Linked DNA regions of Homo sapiens: region 1 is linked to region 2. A link is an interaction called in ENCODE POLR2A ChIA-PET data of the cell type or tissue named here. Cell type or tissue: CD4-positive, alpha-beta T cell. All regions are shown on one strand. Links, peaks and the distances in the headings refer to the core of each region. The heading gives the core; the rest is flanking DNA. Region 1 holds the start of CCDC88B (coiled-coil domain containing 88B). Region 2 overlaps PLCB3 (phospholipase C beta 3).

Region 1 (9,620 bases), core at 1-8,000, 70 kb before region 2:
TCTGAACCAAGCCCTGAGGGCTGTGGTCGAAGGCCACAGGAGTCTGGGGAGCCTCCTCCAGCACTGGAAGAACAGGGTCCTCTCTCGGTGCCTCCAGCAGGGGGTGCTGAGGGCATACGAGAGGGACAGTCAGGCCCAGGGAGGGACTAGGGGAAGGGCCGGCCAGGACCCTGGGGGAGGGGACTTACCTGGCCCCCTGGCTGCCCCTGAAGCACCTGAAGCAGCCCCCGAAGCTCCCGGTTCTCCCTCTCAAGGGTCCGAAGCCGCCCAGCCTCTGCCTCCCTCACCTCATCTTGCAGCGAGGGGGCCGCTCCTGCTAGGGGTGCTGAGGATGAGAGATGAGGTCAGGACCCCTCCTTTACTGCCTGGCTCCTCACATACACACCCCAGAGGCTTGGGAGAAGGGAGGGAGTCAGAGGCTCTCCCCAGTACACTGCTGGAAAGCATAGGAAGCCCCCACCCCAGCCCTTCCAGTGGGGTCCCTCACCCTCCCCAGGGGATCCTGGAGGTGGCTCCAAGCTCCGCTGAAGCTCCAGCTCCAGCTCCACATTCTCCTCAGCCAGCTGGTCCACCTGATGCCGCAGAGAGTCCAGCTCCTGGGGGTGAGGGAAGGGTCAGACAAGCCCTCCACACCATGGCCAGGCCGAGTGTGTAGGTCGGAGGGTCACTAGAGGTCACCAAGAGCAGAGGTTGCAAGAATCACTAGGGACCACTAGGGAATCAATGGGGTCATGGGGTGACGGGGCAACCCAAGTGGGATCACTCTGGCTACCTTACCGCATGGGCCTCGCCCAGCCGGGTTCGCAGCAGCAGGTTCTCGCGCTGGGTCTCGTGCAGCCGGGCGCAGCGCTCTCGGGCAGCCTCCAGCTGCTCTTCCAGCAGCGCCTTGGACGCCTCCAGCACCCCCGAGAGCACCCGCTCCTCCTGGTGGGAGAGCAGGGAGAACCGGTAGCCACGCAGCCCCCATGCACTCCAGCGCCTGAGGGTCCCAAACTCCTTCCCCTCAGCCTGTCACAGACCCTGCCTCCCTCCCCCACCCTGCACCCCATCAGTCTCTAGGCCCCGCCACTCCCTTCCATCTTCTTCCCACCAAGATCTCTTCAGGTACTTTCTCCCTCGCCCCTGGCCCCGCCCTTTGTGCAGGCCCCGCCCTTCTGTCCATGCCCCGCCCCTCCCCCCCGGGAACAGCCCTCCTTCCAAGGCTGCATCACTTACACAGCCCCCCCACTCCCCTACACCTGCCCCATCCTCTGGAGGCCCTTTCCCAGACGCCACCTCCCTGAATTTGTCCTCACCCATTTCTCCACCTGTGACTGTCCCCTCCAGAGAACCTGCCTCTCTGCCCTCGGGACCCAATCTCGCCCCTCCTCCTGGCCCGCCCCCTCGCGCACGCCCCGCCCCGCGGCTCCGTCTCCGCCTCACCTCCAGCTGACTCTTGTAGGCCTCAGCCGCCTGCAGCCGCTCGCGGCAGCGCCTCAGCTCCTCCTGCAGGCGGGGCAGGCGGCCGGCCCGCTCCCGCAGCGCCTCTGCCTCCTCGCGGTACAGCTCGGCCCGCTTGGCCTGTCCCGACAGCGCCTGGGCCTGGGCCAGACGGTGTGGAGCTGGGAACAGCCAGCCGCGGGCCAGAGGGATTAGGGACGGGAAGGAGCCGGGTTGGGAGGGAGGCAATGGGACCGGGTGCGGGGAGGTTAGGGAATGCCGCGGTGGCGGGGAGCATGTGAGCGCACCTCCTGGCGGAGCCTTCTTATTTCGGCCTCCAAACCCTGCACCTCGGCCTGGGAGTCTAGCAGCAGCTCGGCCTTCTCCTCCCTGGAGGGAAGGGGAGTCTAGGGAGGGTCTGGGGGCCCACAACCCCCAGCCCTTCCCAGGCCTGACCCCTCCCGTAGCCACCAGGGCTAGGGTCCCATCCAGGCTTAATCTGCCCCTCTCCACTCAGTCCCCTTCCCAGGCTGCGCACACTCACAGCTCCTGCCGCAGACGCCGCAGCTGAGCCTTGGCGTTGGCCAGCTGCAGGGCCAGATGGTGCGAGGGGCCCTCGGCGGGAGCCCTAGAGGGAGCCTCAGGCCTCAAGCAGAGGGGTTCTCGCTCCAGCAGCAGTTCAGCCAGCCGCTGTAGGTCAGGGGTCAAGGGTCAGGACTAACTTATCCAATGCCTCTGCACATCGACCCCCAACCACAACACCAGACATGGGGTTGTGGTCTGGGGTCTTGGGCCATCTGGTTGTGACATCACTGATGGCCCAAGACCTCAGACCACAACCCCATGCCTGGGCCCCAAACTTCCATCTCCCTTGCACAACCGGCTCCCTGATGGTCCTCCAGTTCCCCAACCTGAGTCCACGATGCCCCTGCTGCCCCTACCTGGGCCCCCAGGTCACGCTCCCGTGCCAGCTTCGACAGTGTCCCCATCAGGCTCCGGGACAGCATCTCCAGCTCGGCAGGTGCCAGCTCCCCAGGATCTGGCCCAGACAGTGCCAGCACCACGCCGGCCCCCGGCTGGGTCACCTGGGGCGCAGGAAGAGCAGTTCAGTGGAAGCCGCGGTGTGGCAAGGGCGTCCCAGGTGCCATACCAGTCTGGGCTGCCGAACCGTCTCAGTACCTCCTGGATGGCAGCGGCCAGCTCGCTCTGGACCTCGAGACTGAGGCCCTGGATGTGGCGGATGAAGAGTTCCCGGTGCTCACACTGAGGGGAGACAGGAAGGGGAGCTGGTGCAGGATCTCCCTCCTCTACCGCCAAAGCTCGACCCTAACCTTTCCTTCCCACCGCCGGCTCACCTGTACTGACGCTCCCAACAGTAGCCGAAGAACGCCTTCCAGCTGCTCCACCGCTTCTTCTGCAAGGCACATGCCACAAGGGGTTAACTGGGGCGGGGAAGGTAGAGTAGTGCGGGGGCAGAGGCAGGAGGGTGTGGGTGGGGAGAGCACCTGAGAGAGGGTCAAATCCCAATGTCTGGAGGTCTGGGGGTGGCGACAGGATCAGCAGCTGCAGCTCCTCCTGGAGGCAGAGAGGCAGACTATATGAGGCGCCTTCCCGAAGGGGCTCCTCTTCCCCTCCTGTCTCCGCCTTTCCCTCGAGACCCCTTACCTGGTAGAAGTCCCTCAGTCGGCCCCACAGGTGGTTCAGGTTCCACACTCGCCAGGCAGCAGGTCCGTCAAGGCCTCTGAGCATCCGAGGTCCCCCTCGGGAGCTGGGGGCACTATGAGCCGGAGGTGGGCTCGAGGACCCGCCTCCCGTCAACAGGCCTCGCCCACCGTCCCTCAGGCCCCGCCCACTGAGCATCAGGCTCCGCCCACCCGCTTCCCCTCCTCTCAGATCCTTCCCCGCCACCGCCCCGGCCCGATGCCCCTTACATGATGCCCAGCACCCGGAGGAGCAGGGCCCCATCGCTGAGGCGCAGGAATCTCTTCTCCAACCAAAGGGGCGGCTCTTCCTCCTCTTCCTCTTCTTCCCCCTCCGAGTCCTCCGCCTCCCCGACCAGCCCGGCCAGTCCCAGCGCCTGTGAGGAGCCCAGAGGGGTCAGCCGACCAGCAGAGTGAACCCTGAGCCCCTCCGACCTGCCCCAGTGAGCCCAAGCACCCCTTCTCACCCGTCCTCTGAGTGCCTCTGTCCCCTCTTCCCTCACCACAGCCCCCCACACCATATCTCCATCCCCCACATTTGAACCCAGCCCTCCCCTCCGGCCTGGTTCTGCCTCACCCTCCCCCGGCCAGCGCCAACACCAGCCCCTGGCTGGGGCTCACTTCCCCTCCCCAACCCGCTGCCACCTGCCCCCTCACCCAGGTAGCCAGACTCCCACTCAGGAAGTCTCTGAGCCTGGGCCCCTTGCCCCCCTCCATGCCCGGGTCGGGGTGCCCGTCTCACTGTGGCAGCTGCACCTGCCCTGAGAGGAAGAGGAAGTCCCCGAGTGGGGGATCCCGGGGCCAGCCACAGACACCCTGTGCAGCTTCCTCCTTCCGGGTGCAGGCGGGCCTGGGCAGTCTGAGTCCTACCTCAGCCCCCACCTCACCTCCCTGCATCCTCCTAGCATCTCTGCAGGGCTAGCCCAGAGGTTGGCGGCGGAAGGCCCACAGCTCCCCTGGCTCCATGGGCAATGACCGAACAGCCCTTCACCTCTCTGGGCCTTGTTTTCTCAAACTGAAACTGGAGAGGATGACCCCAGCCTGGGACCTTCGAGGGCCTCAAAAGGGCTCTGGGCCTTGCGTGGTGAGTTTGGTCACCCACACACCCATCTTCCCAAATGCCAGGCTTCACTCACTACAGCGTTCTTTCTTTTCCCTTCAGTATTTCTCAAAGTTACCCAAACCACATCCCCTGGGAAGCCTGGTTCAGATGCTCCTCCAAGAAGCCTCCCTTGAACCCCAGATAGAAGGGAGCATCATTCCTGTGACCTCACCCCACCCCATCCTCTATACACTCGAGACTGTTGTAGCCATACTAGGTGCTATGAAGGGGAGGGGATTTGACCTCGGCAGGATGATCAGGGAAGGCATCCTGGAGTACGCATGAGATCAGGGATGGCTGGGTTAACAGGGCAAAGTGGAAAGGAAGGGAGGGTATTCCAGGCAGCAGGAACAGAATGTGCAACTGCTCTGAGGCAGCTGGAAGCATGGTCAGCAAAAAGATTGGAAATTATGCATGTTTTATCTATTCCAAGATGCTTAATGTTCACGTTTCACTTTTTGTTTTGTTTTGTTTTTAAGAGACAGAGTCTGAATCTGTGACCTAGTCTGGAGTGCAGTTGCAAGATCACAACTCGCTGCAACTTCAACCTCCTGGGCTTAAGCAATTCTCCTACTTCAGCCTTCTGAGTAACTGGGACTACGGGTGTGTGCCACCACACCTGGCTAATTATTTTGCTTGTTTTTTGTACAGACAGAGTCTTGCTGTGTTGCCCGGGCTGGTCTCGAACTCCTGGGCTCAAGTGATCCTCCCGCCTTGGCCTCCTGAAGGGCTGAGATGACGGCATGAGCTGCCTCACGCAGCCCCCATTCTACACCTCTGAAGTGAGTTTACATGGTACAGTTGCTGTCTGGCTAGCTGCCGTCCCAACATCACTGTCAGGACCCACACCTGAAAAGCACCAGCATCAAATCCTTCAGAAGAGTGTCAGCAGCTTGGAAGAAATCCTAGAGGCAAGCAGAACCCTTTTTAGCCCTGGGACTCAAATGGTGGGAAACCCCAGGGGAAGGGAACCAGGCTTGTCAGTGACACTCCCTTTTTTTTTTTTTTTTTTTTTTTGGTGAGACGGAGTCTCGCTGTGTCTGTCGCCTAGGCTGGAGTGTAATGGTGCAATTTCGGGTCACTGCAACCTCCGTCTCCCGGGTTCAAGCAATTCTCCTGCCTCAGCCACCTGAGTAGCTGGGATTATAGGCACCTGCCACCACGCCCAGATGCTTTTTTGTGTTTTTAGTAGAGACAGGGTTTCACCATGTTGGCCAGGCTGGTCTCGAACTCCTGACCTCAGGCAATCCACCCACCTCGGCCTCTGAAAGTGCTGGGATTACAGGTGTGAGCCACCACGCCCGGCCTGTCAGTGACACTCCTAGAGCAGAGTGAAAACTCGGCTCCACTTCATCTGCACAATTGTAAAGCTGGCTTAAGAGCGCCTGGCTGTTTTATGGAATGTTTGGAGCAGTACTGCTCTCCGTAGAACTCTCAAGGACTCAGAGAAGGAGGTGGCAGGCAGACACAGACATCACGACTCTCAGACCAAAAATGATTCAAACAAGTTGGACTCTAAATGTGAAGGAGTTTTCTGAACATGGTAACCAATTTATTTTGCTTCTATTATCCTTTTTATGTGTGCATGAGAATTATATATGATAAGAATCTACATTTAAGTGAAACAGAGCTCTTTCGAGAAATACAAAAGAAAAATTCTAGTGATGAAAGAACCTTGGGACATCGTTAACTGGCAGCATTCTCTTTTCTTAGTGACATTTTTATAATCGATGACATCTTAGTTTTTTTTTGTTTTTTGTTTTGAGACAGGATCTCTGTCACCCAGGCTGGAGTGCAGTGATGCAATCACAACACACTGTAGCCTCAACTTCCCTGGCTCAAGGGATCCTCCCACCTCAGCCTCCTCAGTATCTGGGACCACAGACATCCACCATCCACCCAACTAATTTTTGTATTTTTTGTAAAGATGGGGTTTCACCATGTTGCCCAGGCTGGTCTTGAACTCCTGATCTCAAGCAATCCGCTTGCCTTGACCTCCCAAAGTGCTGGGATTACAGGCGTGCACCACTACATCTGGCCAACATCTTAGATTTGATGAAATATGGCGTAATAATGACATCATAGCAAACACGGGCTTCCCTTGAGCTAGGCATGGTTGTAAGTGCTTTACACTTACTAACGTGTTGGCTCTGGACTAGTCTGTGAAATAAGGACTATGGATTATCTCCATTTTATAGAGGAGGGAACAGAGAGGTTAAGTAATTTGCCTAAGGTCACACAGCTTTTAAGTGGCAGAGCCAACTAAAAGAAGGCAGTGGGGCAAGAGTGCAAGGAGCAAGGGGCACCCATAGTCAAGGTGAGCTGGGCTTGACCAGGCCACAGGAAGCCATGCAGGATTGGTAGCAGAGGAGCACAGCCAGCTGTTCAGCCCTTTTGAAATACCTCTGGAAATGGGAGTGATCCTCTCATTGTTGCCAGAATTCCAGGCCTTGATGCCCAGCACAAGCCTTCATTAAATGTCCCTGGGGTGATTATTATTATTATTATTATTATTTTTGAGACAGAGTCTCGCCCTATCACCTACGCTGGAGTGTGGTGGAGCAATCTCGGCTCACTGCAGCCTCTATCTCCTGGGTTCAAGCGGTTCTTCTGCCTCAGCTCCCTACAGAGCTGGGATTACAGGCATGCGCTGCCATGCCTGACTAATTTTTCTATTTTTTTTAGTAGAGATGGGGTTTCACCATGTTGGCCAGGCTGGTCTCAAACTCCCGACCTTAGGTGATCTGCCCACCTCAGCCTCCCAAAGTGCTGGGATTACAGGTGTGAGCCACCACACCCAACCTGATTATTATCTTTAGTATTAATAATATCAAGGATCAAGGCCGGGCACGGTGGCTCACGCCCGTAATCCCAGCACTTTGGGAGGCTGAGGCGGGCGGATCACCTGAGGTCCGGAGTTCGAGACCAGCCTGACCAACATGGAGAAACCCCATCTCTACTAAAAATACAAAATTAGCCAGCCACGGTGGCTCACACCTGTCATCCCAGCTACTCGGGAGGCTGAGGCAGGAGAATCGCTTGAACCCAGGAGGCGGAGGTTGCGGTGAGCCGAAATCGCACCACTGCAATCCAGCCTGGACAACAAAAGGGAAACTCCATCTCAAAAAAAAAAAGAAAAGAGAGAAAGAGATCATGTCCTTCGTGGGACATGGATGGAGCTGGAGGCCATTATTCTTAGCAAACTAATGCAGGAACAGGAAACCAAACACCGCATGTTGTCCCTCATAAGTGGGAGTTAAATGATGAGAACACACGGACACAAAGAGGGGAACAACAGACACTGGGGCCTACTTGAGGGTGGAGGGTGGGAGGAGGGAGAGGAGCAGGAAAAATAACTATTGGATACTGGGCTTAATACCTGGGTGACAAAATAATCTGTACAACAAACCCCCGTGGCATGAGTTTACCATATAACAAAGCTGCATGTGTACCCCTGAACCTAAAATGTAAGTTTTTTTAAAATTCTATACCTGGCCAGGCACAGTGGCTCACGCCTGTAATCCCTGCACTTTGGGAGGCCGAGGTGGGTGGATCACCTGAGGTCAGGAGTTTGAGACCAGCCTGGCCAATATGGTGAAACCCTGTCTCTACTAAAAATACAAAAATTAGCCAGGCATGGTGGTGATGGATGCCTGTAGTCACTGGGGAGGCTGAGGCATGAGAATTGCTTGAACCCAGAGACGGTGACTGCAGTGAGCCGAGATCGGGCCACTACACTCCAGCCTGGGGGACAACAGCAAAACTCCGATATATATATATATATGTGTGTGTGTGTGTGTGTGTGTGTGTGTGTGTGTGTGTGTGTGTGTATGTATATATGTGTGTGTGTATATATATGTGTGTATATATGTATATATGTGTATATATGTATATATGTGTATATATGTATATATGTGTGTGTATATGTATATGTATGTATATATGTATGTGTATATATATGTATGTGTATATATATGTATGTGTATATATATGTATGTATATATATACTGAATTAAAAATACTAACCCTTCCTGAATCTTATTACTTTTTTATTTTACTTTTTTTTTGGGGTGGGAGGAGATGGAGTCTCACTCACTCTATTGCCCAGGCTGGAGTACAGTGGCGTGATCTTGGCTCACTGCAGTCTCCACCTCTGGCTTCAACCAATTCTCATGCCTCAGCCTCCCCAGGGACTACAGGCACCCATCACCACCACGCCCAGCTAATTTTTGTATTTTTTGTAGAGATGAGGTTTTCACCATATCGCCCAGGCTGGTCTGAAACTCCTGACCTCAAGTGACTCAGCCTCCCAATGTTCTGCGATTACAGGCATGAGCCACACCTGACCTAACCCTTCCTGAATTTTAATAAAGTATTTTATAATATTAAAATAATAATAATAATATCAAGCATCCGTCCACTCTGCAAAGCTTGTTCCTATTTGCATACCCACCCCCGCACGGGCATCCCTCAGGAGCACCTGTCCTGTGCGCGCCCAGCAGCTCCCACGGGGTTATCCAAGTGTGGTGACAGGGGCTCACCTCCTGGTGACTGAGGGCCTCTGTCTTGCTCAATATCTGAGTCACACCCTTCCTCAGGCCTTAGGGGCAGGGCCATGTCTCTATTGCTCTCACATCTGTCACTCCAGACAAGCCTGGCTGCACCTCCATCTGGTTATCTGACTCGCCTCAGCTGAGTCAGGCAGAGGGAATCTGTGGGGAGGAGGGGAGGCTGGAGAGGGGCTTTGCTCATCAGCTGACGCTGAGATCCGGGGATTCCAAGGCCCATTTAGGTGTTCAGGGGTGTTCTTTAAAGGGTGGAAGTGGTCCCTTTACCTTGGACTTTTCCCTTAAAATTTTTTTTCAGATACAGCACATGATCAAAAGTGTCAAGAATGAGGCCAGGTGTGGTGGCTCATGCCTGTAATCCAAGCATCTTGGGAGGCTGAGGCAGGAGGATCACTTGAGCCCAGTAGTTGGAGACCAGCCTGGACAATATAGCAAGACCCCATCTGTACAAAAACACTAAAAAACTAACTGGGCATGGTGGTGCGTGCCTGTGGTCCCAGCTACTTGGGAGGCTGAGGTGAGAGGATCCCTTGAGCCAGGAAGGTCAAGGCTGCAGTGAGTTGTGATCACACCACTGCACTCCAGCTTGGGCAATAGAGCAAGATCCTGTCTCAACAAAAAAACAATGTCGGCTGGGCGTGGTGGCTCACGCCTGTAATCCCAGCACTTTGGGATGCCAAGGCGGGCAGATCACCTGAGGTCGGGAGTTCAAGACCAGCCTGACCAACATGGAGAAACCCTGTCTCTACTAAAAATACAAAAATTAGCCAGGCTTGGTGGTGCATGCCTGTAACCCCAGCTACTTGGGAGCTTGAGGCAGGAGAATCGCTT
Region 2 (10,184 bases), core at 779-8,778:
GACCTGGGGGCAGCTCTGGGCTTTGGTGATGCTCAGAATGCCCAGGCACTCTGATCACAGCCTATCTTACCCTAGGCCTTTCCGGATTCCGTCCTCTCGTTCCCTTACTCGCTTTTTTTTTTTTTTTTTTTTTTTGAGACAAAGTCTCACTCTGTCTCCCAGACTGCCAGACTGGAGTGCAATGGTGAGATCTCAGCTCACTGCAACCTCCGCCTCCCAGGTTCAAGTGATTCTTGTGCCTTAACCTCCCTAGTAGCTGGGACTACAGGCCCACACCACCATGCCTGGCTAGTTTCTTTTTTTTTTTGAGACAGAGTCTCACTCTGCCACCCAGGCTGGAGTGCAGTGGTGCAATCTCGGCTCACTGCAACCTCTGCCTCCTGGGTTCAAGTGATTCTCCCGCCTCAGCCTCCTGAGTAGCTGGGATTACAGGCTCGCGCCACCACACCTGGCTAATTTTTGTGTTTTTAGTAGAGACAGGGTTTCACCATGTGGGTCAGGCTGGTCTCGAACTCCTGACCTCGTGATCCACCTGCCTTGGGCTCCCAAAGTGCTGGGATTACAGGCGTGAGCCACCACACCTGGCCTTTTTTTGTATTTTTAGTAGAGATGGGTTTTTGCCATGTTGGGTCAGGCTGATCTCGAACTCCTGGCCTCAAGTGATCCACCTGCCTTGGCCTCCCAAAGTGTTGGGATTACTGGCGTGAGCCACTGCGCCTACTTGCTTTTTTTTTTTTTCTCGAGGTAGAGTTTCACTCTGTCACCCAGGCTGGAGTGCAGTGGCGTGATCTCAGCTCACTGCAAGCTCCGCCTCCCGGGTTCACGCCATTGTCCTGCCTCACCCTCCCGAGTAGCTGGAACTAAGGCGCCAGCCACCATGCCCAGCTAATTTTTTGTACTTTTAGTACAGATGGGGTTTCACCGTGTTAGGATGGTCTCGATCTCCTGACCTCGTGATGCGCCTGCCTCGGCCTCCCAAAGTGTTGGGATTAAAGGCGTAAGCCACCGCACCCGGCCACCTACTTGCTTTCTTAGTCATGTGTCTCATTTATGTGTCCTAGCTGGGACCCCTGGAGGCCCTGCACTGGCCCACAGGCCAGGTCCTCAGGTCCTCTGAGGGGAGAAGAGACATTCCAATGGTTATCCCCCGCCTTCAGTTCCTGGCCTGTAATTTACCTCCTCCAAAGAGCCTCCCTGACAGACATATCTTGCCATAAACACCCAGCATGTTTCCCTACCTGCCTCTCTTTTTTTTTTTTTTTTTTTTTTTTTGAGATGGGTGCAGTGGCGTGATCTTGGCTCACTGTAACCTCTGCTGCCCAGGTTCAAGCGATTCTTCTGCTTCAGCCTCCCGAGTAGCTGGGATTACAGGTGCCTGCCACCGCGCCTGGCTAATTTTTTTGTATTTTTAGTAGAGACGGGGTTTTACCATCTTGGTCAGTCTGGTCTTAAACTCCTGACCTCGTGATCTCCCCAACCTCGGCCTCCCAAAGTGCTGGGATTACAGGCGTGAGCCACTGCGCCCAGCCCCCCACCTGCTTCTCACTCTGTCATTGCACTCTGAGTGTTTGCTCAGGGGAGTGGTTCTAAGTCTTTATCGGTCTGGGTAGAGGAGTGGAGTTGGCAGGAGTTGGGAGATGGCACAGAGCACAGTTCAAATAGACCATAGTAGGCGGGCCTCTGAATAATAACCCATAGTGCACTTGCAGCCTACAAAGCACTTTCTTTTTTCTTTTGTTATTATTATTATTATTTGAGACAGAGTCTCGCTCTGCCACCCAGGCTGGAGTGCAGTGGCACAATCTCGGCTCACTGCAACCTCCACCCACTGGGTTAAAGCAGTTCTCCTGCTTCAGCCTCCTGAGTGGCTGGGACTACAGGCGTGAACCACCACACCTAACTAATTTTTGTATTTTTAGTAGAGACGGAGTTTCACCAGAGTTTGAGGCCAGGCTGGTCTCGAACTTCTGACCTCAGGTGATCCACCTGCCTTGGCCTCCCAAAGTGCTGGGATTACTGGCGTGAGCCACCACGTCTGGCCTTCTTTTATTAATTTTTTAAATTAATAGAGATGGGGTTTTGCAATGTTGCCTAGGCTGGTCTCGAACTCCTGAACTCAAGCAATCCACCTGCCTCAGCCTCCCAAAGTGCTGGGATTACAGGCGTGAGGAATCACGCCCAGCCACAAAGCACTTTCACATTTTTTAATTTTATGTGATGTTCACACAGCCACTGGGAGTCAGGGCTAGGATTATCCCCTCATAAAGGTGAGGACACAGGCTAAGAGAGTCGAAGGCTGGCTAGACAAGGGGAGAGACACAGAGCTCCGCTGATCATCACTGGACTCTGGATTCCACCAAACCTTTGGAACCTTCCAGCCTCAGGCCTCCACAGCTTCACAGAAACTGGGCAAGTCTTAACTCTCTAAGCTTCTGTCTTCTCACCTAAGCATGTTTGGTACTCACCTCCCAGGGTGGTTAGGAGGATAATAAGGGAATGTCTCGGCCTACACGTAAGTGCACCATCAATGGTACCTAAAAACGTCAACAGTTCCAGACACTGTCTCCAGAGAAGGCTCTGTGGGGGATGCGGACATGTAGCGGCCAAGTTCTTGTTCTCCAGGGGCTCTGCAGGTCCCTTGCAGAGGAGGCATTCAATCCTGCCGGCTGTGGCAGGACACTTTCCTATCCAAGGGATTGGCTTCCTCCGATGTAGAACAGACACTATGAAATAGCTACCAACCCAGGGGTTGCCAGGAGGCCCCATGAAGGTCTTGCACTAATAATACTTCTTGCTTTTTTTTTTTTTCTTTTGAGAAAAAAAGCCTGTCGCCCAGGCTGGAGTGCAGTGGCGTGATCTCGGCTCACTGCGACCTCTCCCTCCTGGGTTCAAACGATTCTTCTGCCTCAGCCTCCCGAGTAACTGGGACTATAGGCACGTGCCACTATGCCCAGCTAATTTTTGTGTTTTGAGTAGAGACAGGGTTTCACCATGTTGGCCAGGATGGTCTCGATCTCCTGACCTTGTGATGTAACTAGTATTTCTTATGCCCTTATTTTGTGCTAGGCACAGGGCCTCACCCATTATTGGCACTCGGTAAGGATTCGTGGGATTAATGAGAAGTTAACCTAAATCTTCACCAAAGGCCCCTGAGCTTCCCCTCGATTCACATACAAGGGACTGGGGCTCTGAGAGGTGGGCTGTGATGCGCCCCTGGAAGACCCACGAGTGGGCCTGCAGAGCTGATGGGGAGGGTTCAGGCAGGGCCAGGGGCTTAGAGGAGCTGAGATTAACGTCGCCCCCCTACCCACTGACCCTCTGCAGGCGCTGGGGCTGTGGAGATCCGGAGTCGCCACAGCTCCTACCCCGCGGGGACGGAGGACGACGAAGGGATGGGGGAGGAGCCCAGCCCCTTTCGGGGCCGCTCGCGCTCGGCGCCCCCCAACCTCTGGGCAGCACAGCGCTATGGCCGCGAGCTCCGGAGGATGAGTGACGAGTTTGTGGACTCCTTTAAGGTGAGCGCCAGTCCCCAGCGTGCCAGGACCTGAAGTACCAGGCCGCCCCCCGCCGGTCTGTCCCTGCCTTGTCCCAAGGCACGCCCGGATCTGGAGTCCCACGACCCCTCCCCAAAGCCGTCCTGTTCCTTCCTAGCTCCAGAGCATTCTGGGATTTGTAGTCACAAGACTTCCCCGCCCCCACTCCCCAGCTCTTCCCCCGCCTGGTGTGTGTGTGTGTGTGTGTGTGTGAGTCACAGGGCATGCTGGGATCTGTAGTCTAGATCCCACTCCAGGCGTGTGTGTGTGTGTGTGTGTGTGTGTGTGTGTGTGTGTGAGAGTCACAGGGCATGCTGGGATCTGTAGTCTAGATCCCACTCCAGGCGTGTGTGTGTGTGTGTGTGTGTGTGTGTGTGTGTGTGTGTGAGTCACAGGGCATGCTGGGATCTGTAGTCTAGATCCCACTCCAGGTGTGTGTGTGTGTGTGTGTGTGTGTGAGAGAGTCACAGGGCATGCTGGGATCTGTAGTCTAGATCCCACTCCAGGTGTGTGTGTGTGTGTGTGTGTGTGTGTCAGTCACAGGGCATGCTGGGATCTGTAGTCTAGATCCCACTCCAGGCGTGTGTGTGTGTGTGTGTGTGTGTGTGTGTGTGTGTGTCACAGGGCATGCTGGGATCTGTAGTCTAGATCCCACTCCAGGCGTGTGTGTGTGTGTGTGTGTGTGTGTGTGTGTCTCACAGGGCATGCTGGGATCTGTAGTCTAGATCCCACTCCAGGCCAAAGCTCCTGGGTTCCCCGAATTCTTGGAAGACCAGGCATGCTGGTATTTGTGCTCCTTGCTGGCACCTGTGCGCTCTGTCGCCCAGGCTGGAGTGCAGTGGTGCGATCACGGCTCACTGCAGCCTGGAACTCCTGGCCTCAAAGGATCCTCCCGCTTCAACCTCCCAAAGTGCTGGGATTACAGGCGCTCACCATCGCTCCCGGCCCTTTGATTCTCGAATTGCGGTCTCATCTTCTGGGTGCTAGGTCTCCAGCTCTGGCCTTTCCATTTAGGGCCCTAGGCATCCTCTCTTCCCGTCTCCGGCACGGAGTTCCTGGGATCTAACCAGTTCCCATTCCTGGGGGCCCATGCGTCCTCGCGAGCGTCCCTGACCGCCCGGCGTGGAGCCTCCTGGGAGTTGTGGCCTTCATTATCTCCCCCCCGATCTCACTTAGAGGAAGGCTCACGGAAGTGGAGAGCCTGGCTCGAGCTGCCATGGTAATCTAACTCATGTAACCCTTTTCTCCCTCCACCAGAAGGGACTTCCTCGCCCGAAGAGCGCGGGCACAGCAACGCAGATGCGGCAAAGCTCCAGCTGGACGCGAGTCTTCCAGTCCTGGTGGGATCGGAACTTGGGCAGGGGAAGCTCCGCCCCCTCCCAGTGACCTTCGCTCCACATCCCGAAACTCCACCCGTTCCCACTGCCCTGGGCAGCCATCTTGAATATGGGCGGAAGTACTTCCCTCAGGCCTATGCAAAAAGAGGATCCGTGCTGTCTCCTTTGGAGGGAGGGCTGACCCAGATTCCCTTCCGGTGCGTGTGAAGCCACGGAAGGCTTGGTCCCATCGGAAGTTTTGGGTTTTCCGCCCACAGCCGCCGGAAGTGGCTCCGTGGCCCCGCCCTCAGGCTCCGGGCTTTCCCCCAGGCGCCTGCGCTAAGTCGCGAGCCAGGTTTAACCGTTGCGTCACCGGGACCCGAGCCCCCGCGATGCCCTGGGGGCCGTGCTCACTACCAAATGTTAATAAAGCCCGCGTCTGTGCCGCCGAGGCTTTTCTGTGCGTCGACTGGGGCTCCGGCAGGCCGGGGTAGTGCTCTCACGGATACTTTCAAAAGAGGCCGCTGTCTTACGAGGGAAACTTAGGCTCTGCCTGACATCCAGCGACAGAGACGGAAGGGGTCGCGGCGGCTCGCGGGCCTGGGCTGCGCGGCCCAGGTCCAAGTCCCCAGCACGCGCATTGGGACCGCAGCGCTGCCGGCAGCCCGATCCCGCGCTCTGCAAACCGTGCCGCGGCCCCCCAGAGAGGGTCACTCGCTCCTATTTGGGTCAGCCCTTTCCAGCAGCTACTGTGTGGCCGGCCCGGGGCCAGCGCCGCCCGGGTACCTCGCGGGGCGGGAGGGAGCGGCTGAGCCAGGCTGGCAGCAGCGCGGTCGCTGGAAACTGAGGCTTCATGCGGGGACCCGGACAGAGCGGGGGCTCCGTTCCAGAAAGATTTATTGGCGCCCCCTATAACCCGGGCCGGTTCTTGGTGCCGGGCACAGAGATGCATTGCGCCACGGCCCTGCTCGCGGAAGCTCCCGAGGGCCCGGAATCGGCAGGGCAGTCAGAGAGGGCTTCAGGGAGGAGGCAGCTAGAGCTGCGACCGGAAGGTGAGGTGAGGGTCATCCCCCCCGGCGCAAGGAGGAGTGGACCCATGGAAGGACAGGGGAGCAGCAGAGGCCAGGCTTCTAGGGGCTGGAATGTCACACCCAGAAGTTAGACATTCAGCTGGTATTTGAGGACCTGGGAACTGACTTGGAGTGTGTCCCTCAGTGGACACCAGCTAGAGTCAGGAAGGTGGGAGTTGGCTGCTGAGGAGCCTAGATACGGAATACACTGGAGTGAGCAGAACTGGGGGATAGGGCAGCGTCCCACAGAAGAAGTGAGGAAGTCTGGGGCCATTGCATTGACCCTGAGGGAGGAGGGCCCTACTCCGGAGCCTGTTTCCCTGGCCTCCCCACCCCATCTGTTTGCCTGAGGCTGCAGCAAAAACAAAGCAAAGAAGATACTCAATTGGCAGGAGATAAGCCCAGATAAGAGGCCGCCTTCCCCTGGAGGAGGGATGCAGGCGGGCAGCCTGGGAAGAGCCAGGAAGCTGGGAGAGGCCTTGAAGAGGTGCCAAGCCGACCCTGCTGCGAGCCCAGCCCCGCCCTGGAGCCCGCACTGTGGGCTCTCTGCCACTTTTCGCTGGTCTTGAGGCATGGGACAGGTCCAGGCTGGCTGAAGACAGTCCACCACGGAGGGTCCAGGCCTGCCCTGCCTCCAGGTCAGGACGTCTTGACTTAGCTGTGGCCTAGCACACGACAGATGGCTCCGGGCCTCAGTCTCCTCATCTGTAAAACAGGCATAACATCTCCCTCACAGGGATGAGGGGATGCTGGGTGGCCCAGCCCCTGCGTGTCTGTGACTGTCCACTTCCCTTCCCCCAGAGTCACAGGCAGGCCTACTGCCCACCTATTTCTGAAGACCCAGGTCCCCCGGTGTTGGGCAGGTTCTGAGCTGCCCTGCTCCACCCTGGCCGATCCATCACCTGATAGAGTCAACTGCCTGTCGGGGGCCCAGAGCAGCCCCAGCGGAAGATACTAGGCGTTTGGGTCATATCAGGCCACAGGAAGCGGGGCAGGGAAGGCTTCCTGAAGCAGAGGCCTGAGCCTCAGAAAAGAGAGAACAGGGAGAGCCTCGGAGAGACGAAAGTCATGGGGATGGGGGAACAGGAACAGCGGCTTGGGGGCAGAGGGCACAAGCAGAAGGCCACGGAAGCTCAGCAGACTCGGCAGGGCAAGCTCAGGTTCAACCCAGCAGCCCTTGGCTGGAGGCGTGACCTCAACCCCACCAAATGCCCAAAGTCCATTTTATAGATGAGGAAACTTAGGGCCCAGAGTCCTGTCACCCCAAATCACACTGCACACAGGGTCCCTGAAATCCACTTTTATTCATGTAAAAAAAATCCCCAAAGAATAGAGAAAAAAATGTGACTCCTACTTCCCGGAGCTCCAAGTCTCCAGCCAGCTCTCCCGGGGAAGGGAGGAGACGCTGCTAGCTCGAGGGTGTGGGTGTCACAGGGAGCAAAGCCCTGACCAAGGCCCTAACCTAAGACTGAGGGCAGGAAGGAGGGGCCCCAGGAGGATGAAGGGAGTTAGCTGAGGTACTTGCCCCGGGTTTAAAAAAATAAAATTTCTAGATAAAAAGTTAAAAAAAAAAAAAAAAAGCATTAGTGTCATTGCCTCCTGCCCTCCACCCAGCGCCCGCCCTGGCCCTGTGGCCACCTCGCTCAGCCAGTTCAGAGCTGCGTGTTCTCCTCCTGGCTCTCCGAGTCAGCGCCCGACAGGTGCCCGCTGCTCCCGGGTGCGTGACCGTTGCTGGCACAGGCCACCAGAGGCCCGTCCCCCAGCCCCTCCGGCATCTCGCCCAGCAGGCTCCGGCGGATCTCCTGGGGGAGCCTCGCCCGCTGCTCCTGACACTCCTGGGCCAGCTGGGCCAGCAGCTGTGGGAGAAGGATGGGCATCACAGGCGAGGCCTGGCTGCCTTGCACCCCGTCTGCCCACCTGTTCGCCCATGGCCTCACCTTGGGCTCCTCTTCTGCCAGCTGTTGCAGGACCTGCTGCTGCCCAGCCACAAGACGGTCATGCCGCTGCTTCTGGGCCTCCTCCAGCTACAGGGGTGGGCAAGGGCTCAGCTGAGGGGCCCTGAGGGAGGGGCTAGAGCCTCGAGGCTCTGGCTGGGTATAGAAGTCAGGTGGGCGAGGCCGGGTGCAGTGGCTCACATCTATAATCCCAGCACTTTGGGAGGCCAAGGCGGGCGGATCACCTGAGGTCAGGAGTTCGAGAACAGCCTGGCCAACATGGTGAAACCCCATCTCTACTAAAAATAAAAAAATTAGCCAGGCATGGTGGCGGATGCCTGTAATCCCAGCTACTCGGGAGGCTGAGGCAAGAGAATTGCTTGAACCCAAGAGGTTGCAGTGAGCCAAGATCGCGCCACTGCACTCCAGCCTGGGCGACAGAGTGAGACTCTGTCTCAAAGAAAAAGAAGTCAGGTGGGCGAAGGCTCCCAGGGCAATGTATCAGGGTTGTGAGAGGACTGGGCCCAAGGACGCCAAAGCCAGGGACACTGGTACAGACAGTTGGCTTTGGGTATGATGTGGGTACCCTGGGGCTGTTGGGCACTTGAGAAAGGCCCTAGAAGAACCTTGAGGGCAACGTGGCACCAGGCCAGGCATGGAGATGGGTGTCTGATGAGTGAAGGAAGGGAGGTGGGGTAGGGTGGCCCGGGAGCCTGACTCACCCGACGGATGGAGTTGACTGACTCAGTGATGTGCCGACGGTTAATCTCCGTCAGTTCCCTGCACGGGAGCAACGCAGGATGGCTCGGGGCCCAGACACCTGCCCTGCCTCCCCAGTACCCAGATGGCCCCCGGTCCCGGTGCCCTTACGCCTCCTTCTTATGCTTGTCCCTCATCTTGGCCTCCGAGATGCTGTTATGGCGCTTTCTGTCCAGGATCTTCTGCAGCTCCTTCTTCTCCCTGGAGAAGCCGGCAGGGGAAGAGGAGGGGTCAGCGGCAGAAGCACAGACTCTGCCCTCCTTCTGGTACTAGAAGTCCCCAGCCCTTCCCATAGACAATCCTCGGCTTTCACCTCTCGTTCATCTCTTTCAGCCTCTTGAACTGAGTTGTGTTTGCATCAAGGACGACCTCCCTGAGCCGCTGCAGAGCCTGTGGACACAGGGAGCTGACAGGTGATGCCGGGCTGACGACGGGTCTATCCAGCAGGCTTTCCCTGGCCACTGCAGGCCCCCTACCTGTCTCAGGTGTTCCAGCCTCCGCTGGGCCTCTGCGTCCACCTGGGCCTCCCGCAGCTCCAGCAGGCTCTGCACCTGTCTGTTCTGGAACTCCTGATACCGCTTTGCCTCGTCCTCCCCCTCCTTCGTGTCCTCCACATCAGCGGCCCCACCTCTGCGAGGAGAACCCCTCTGGGTGATGCCTGGGCCCGTCACATGGACTGGGATGGGGAGGGTGTGTAGGGGGGCACATCCTGGCAAGCGATGGCAGACACCATCCCATGGGGCCAGGTCTGTTATGCAAACCAGGAGGCCTGTTAGCTCCACCCAAGTGATGGGAGCCTGTTTGGGCAACATGCTCCTCATGGACTTCAAAAGAGATGTCACTCCCTGGGGGACACAGGGACGCCTGGTGTGGAAAGCCTCCTCCATCCTTGCACTGAACCCTCCTCCCTGGGGGTCAAGGAGCAGCTCTTGCCATCTCTCCATGCCCACCGACCCCCATGTTCACATCAGCACACCCAGCACACATAGCACACAGGCGGCCCAGACACTCACAGGGCACCTGGCCGCAGCCGGCACCTGCCCTCAGCCTGTGCCTGAGCCAGGCCATCCAGCAGGCGGCGGGTGAGGGTGACTGCCTTCCGCTGATGCTTCTTGCGCAGCTCCCGCAGGTCTCGCTCTTGCCGGCTCCGGAGCTTGACCAGAGCCTTGTGACCTCGGAGCTCATCCAGCGGGGTGGGGGCCACCTCTGGGAGCGGCAGAGCAAAGGTGGGCGGGGGGTGGGGGAACCTGCAAGGCAGCCCCCTGCCTCCAGGTACCCCGCCCCCTACCTGAGAGGATGCTGGCGATGAGATCATCACGCTGCCCTGGGGAGCAGAGGCCCTGTGAGGAGCTGGAGGACAGGGTGGGGGGTGCCTCCCTGCAGCCCACCCCCGACCCAGGCCACTCCTTACCTGGGCTGCTGAGGGAGGTGCTGGCAGGGGAGGTGGTGGGGCCAGGGGGCCGGCGGGGGGAGGCATCCAGTGGGCTGGGGGTGGGGTTTGAGGACGGCTGAGACCCCAGCTGCTGAGACTGGGTGTCCTGGCACGTCTCTTGGCCAGCCTGAGCCTATAGG

Evidence for each region. Peaks named below come from ENCODE experiments on the same cell type or tissue, not always from the same donor. Only the 100,000 strongest peaks of a DNase experiment are listed, where the experiment ranks them.
Region 1: POLR2A ChIA-PET joins it to region 2 with 16 read pairs; 22 of 35 experiments call an interaction of 5 or more read pairs at or near these places.

The regions. Positions count from the first base shown.
Region 1 is chr11:64,334,483-64,344,102 of GRCh38, reverse strand. CCDC88B (coiled-coil domain containing 88B) reads right to left here and starts at 3,899. Exons shown (of 27, transcript NM_032251.6): 1 at 3,777-3,899; 2 at 3,351-3,496; 3 at 3,085-3,196; 4 at 2,925-2,994; 5 at 2,775-2,833; 6 at 2,599-2,682; 7 at 2,361-2,504; 8 at 1,964-2,109; 9 at 1,728-1,809; 10 at 1,423-1,581; 11 at 778-924; 12 at 488-596; 13 at 189-325; 14 at 1-106. The coding sequence starts at 3,836. MIR7155 (microRNA 7155) reads left to right here and starts at 2,199; the gene lies at 2,199-2,254. It overlaps LOC102723878 (a long non-coding RNA gene), which reads left to right and starts at 3,311. Exons shown (of 4, transcript NR_188518.1): 1 at 3,311-3,562; 2 at 4,025-4,203. RefSeq lists silencers at 1,052-1,346, 3,211-3,260, 3,281-3,360, enhancers at 8,597-8,656, 8,907-9,166, 8,761-9,261 and a cis regulatory region at 8,473-9,168. In CD4-positive, alpha-beta T cell, for the core only: no CTCF peak of the experiment used is centred there; DNase peaks (open chromatin) are centred at 1,432, 1,942, 3,282, 3,902 and 2 weaker places; H3K4me3 peaks cover 2,748 bases; H3K27ac peaks cover 2,074 bases.
Region 2 is chr11:64,264,944-64,275,127 of GRCh38, reverse strand. It overlaps PLCB3 (phospholipase C beta 3), which reads right to left. Exons shown (of 31, transcript NM_000932.5): 23 at 10,024-10,177; 24 at 9,901-9,936; 25 at 9,626-9,818; 26 at 9,089-9,242; 27 at 8,926-9,002; 28 at 8,724-8,813; 29 at 8,576-8,633; 30 at 7,857-7,943; 31 at 7,205-7,775. The coding sequence ends at 7,572. BAD (BCL2 associated agonist of cell death) reads left to right here. Exons shown (of 4, transcript NM_032989.3): 3 at 3,325-3,515; 4 at 4,791-5,298. The coding sequence ends at 4,919. It also overlaps a transcript of GPR137 not described here. Among named protein-coding and RNA genes, the nearest start is that of BAD, 15 kb to the left of the region's middle. RefSeq lists enhancers at 1-26, 3,484-3,533, 3,544-3,773, 3,942-4,507, 4,637-5,066 and a silencer at 5,517-5,636. In CD4-positive, alpha-beta T cell, for the core only: no CTCF peak of the experiment used is centred there; DNase peaks (open chromatin) are centred at 3,657, 4,067, 4,367, 5,087 and 5 weaker places; H3K4me3 peaks cover 3,599 bases; H3K27ac peaks cover 3,768 bases.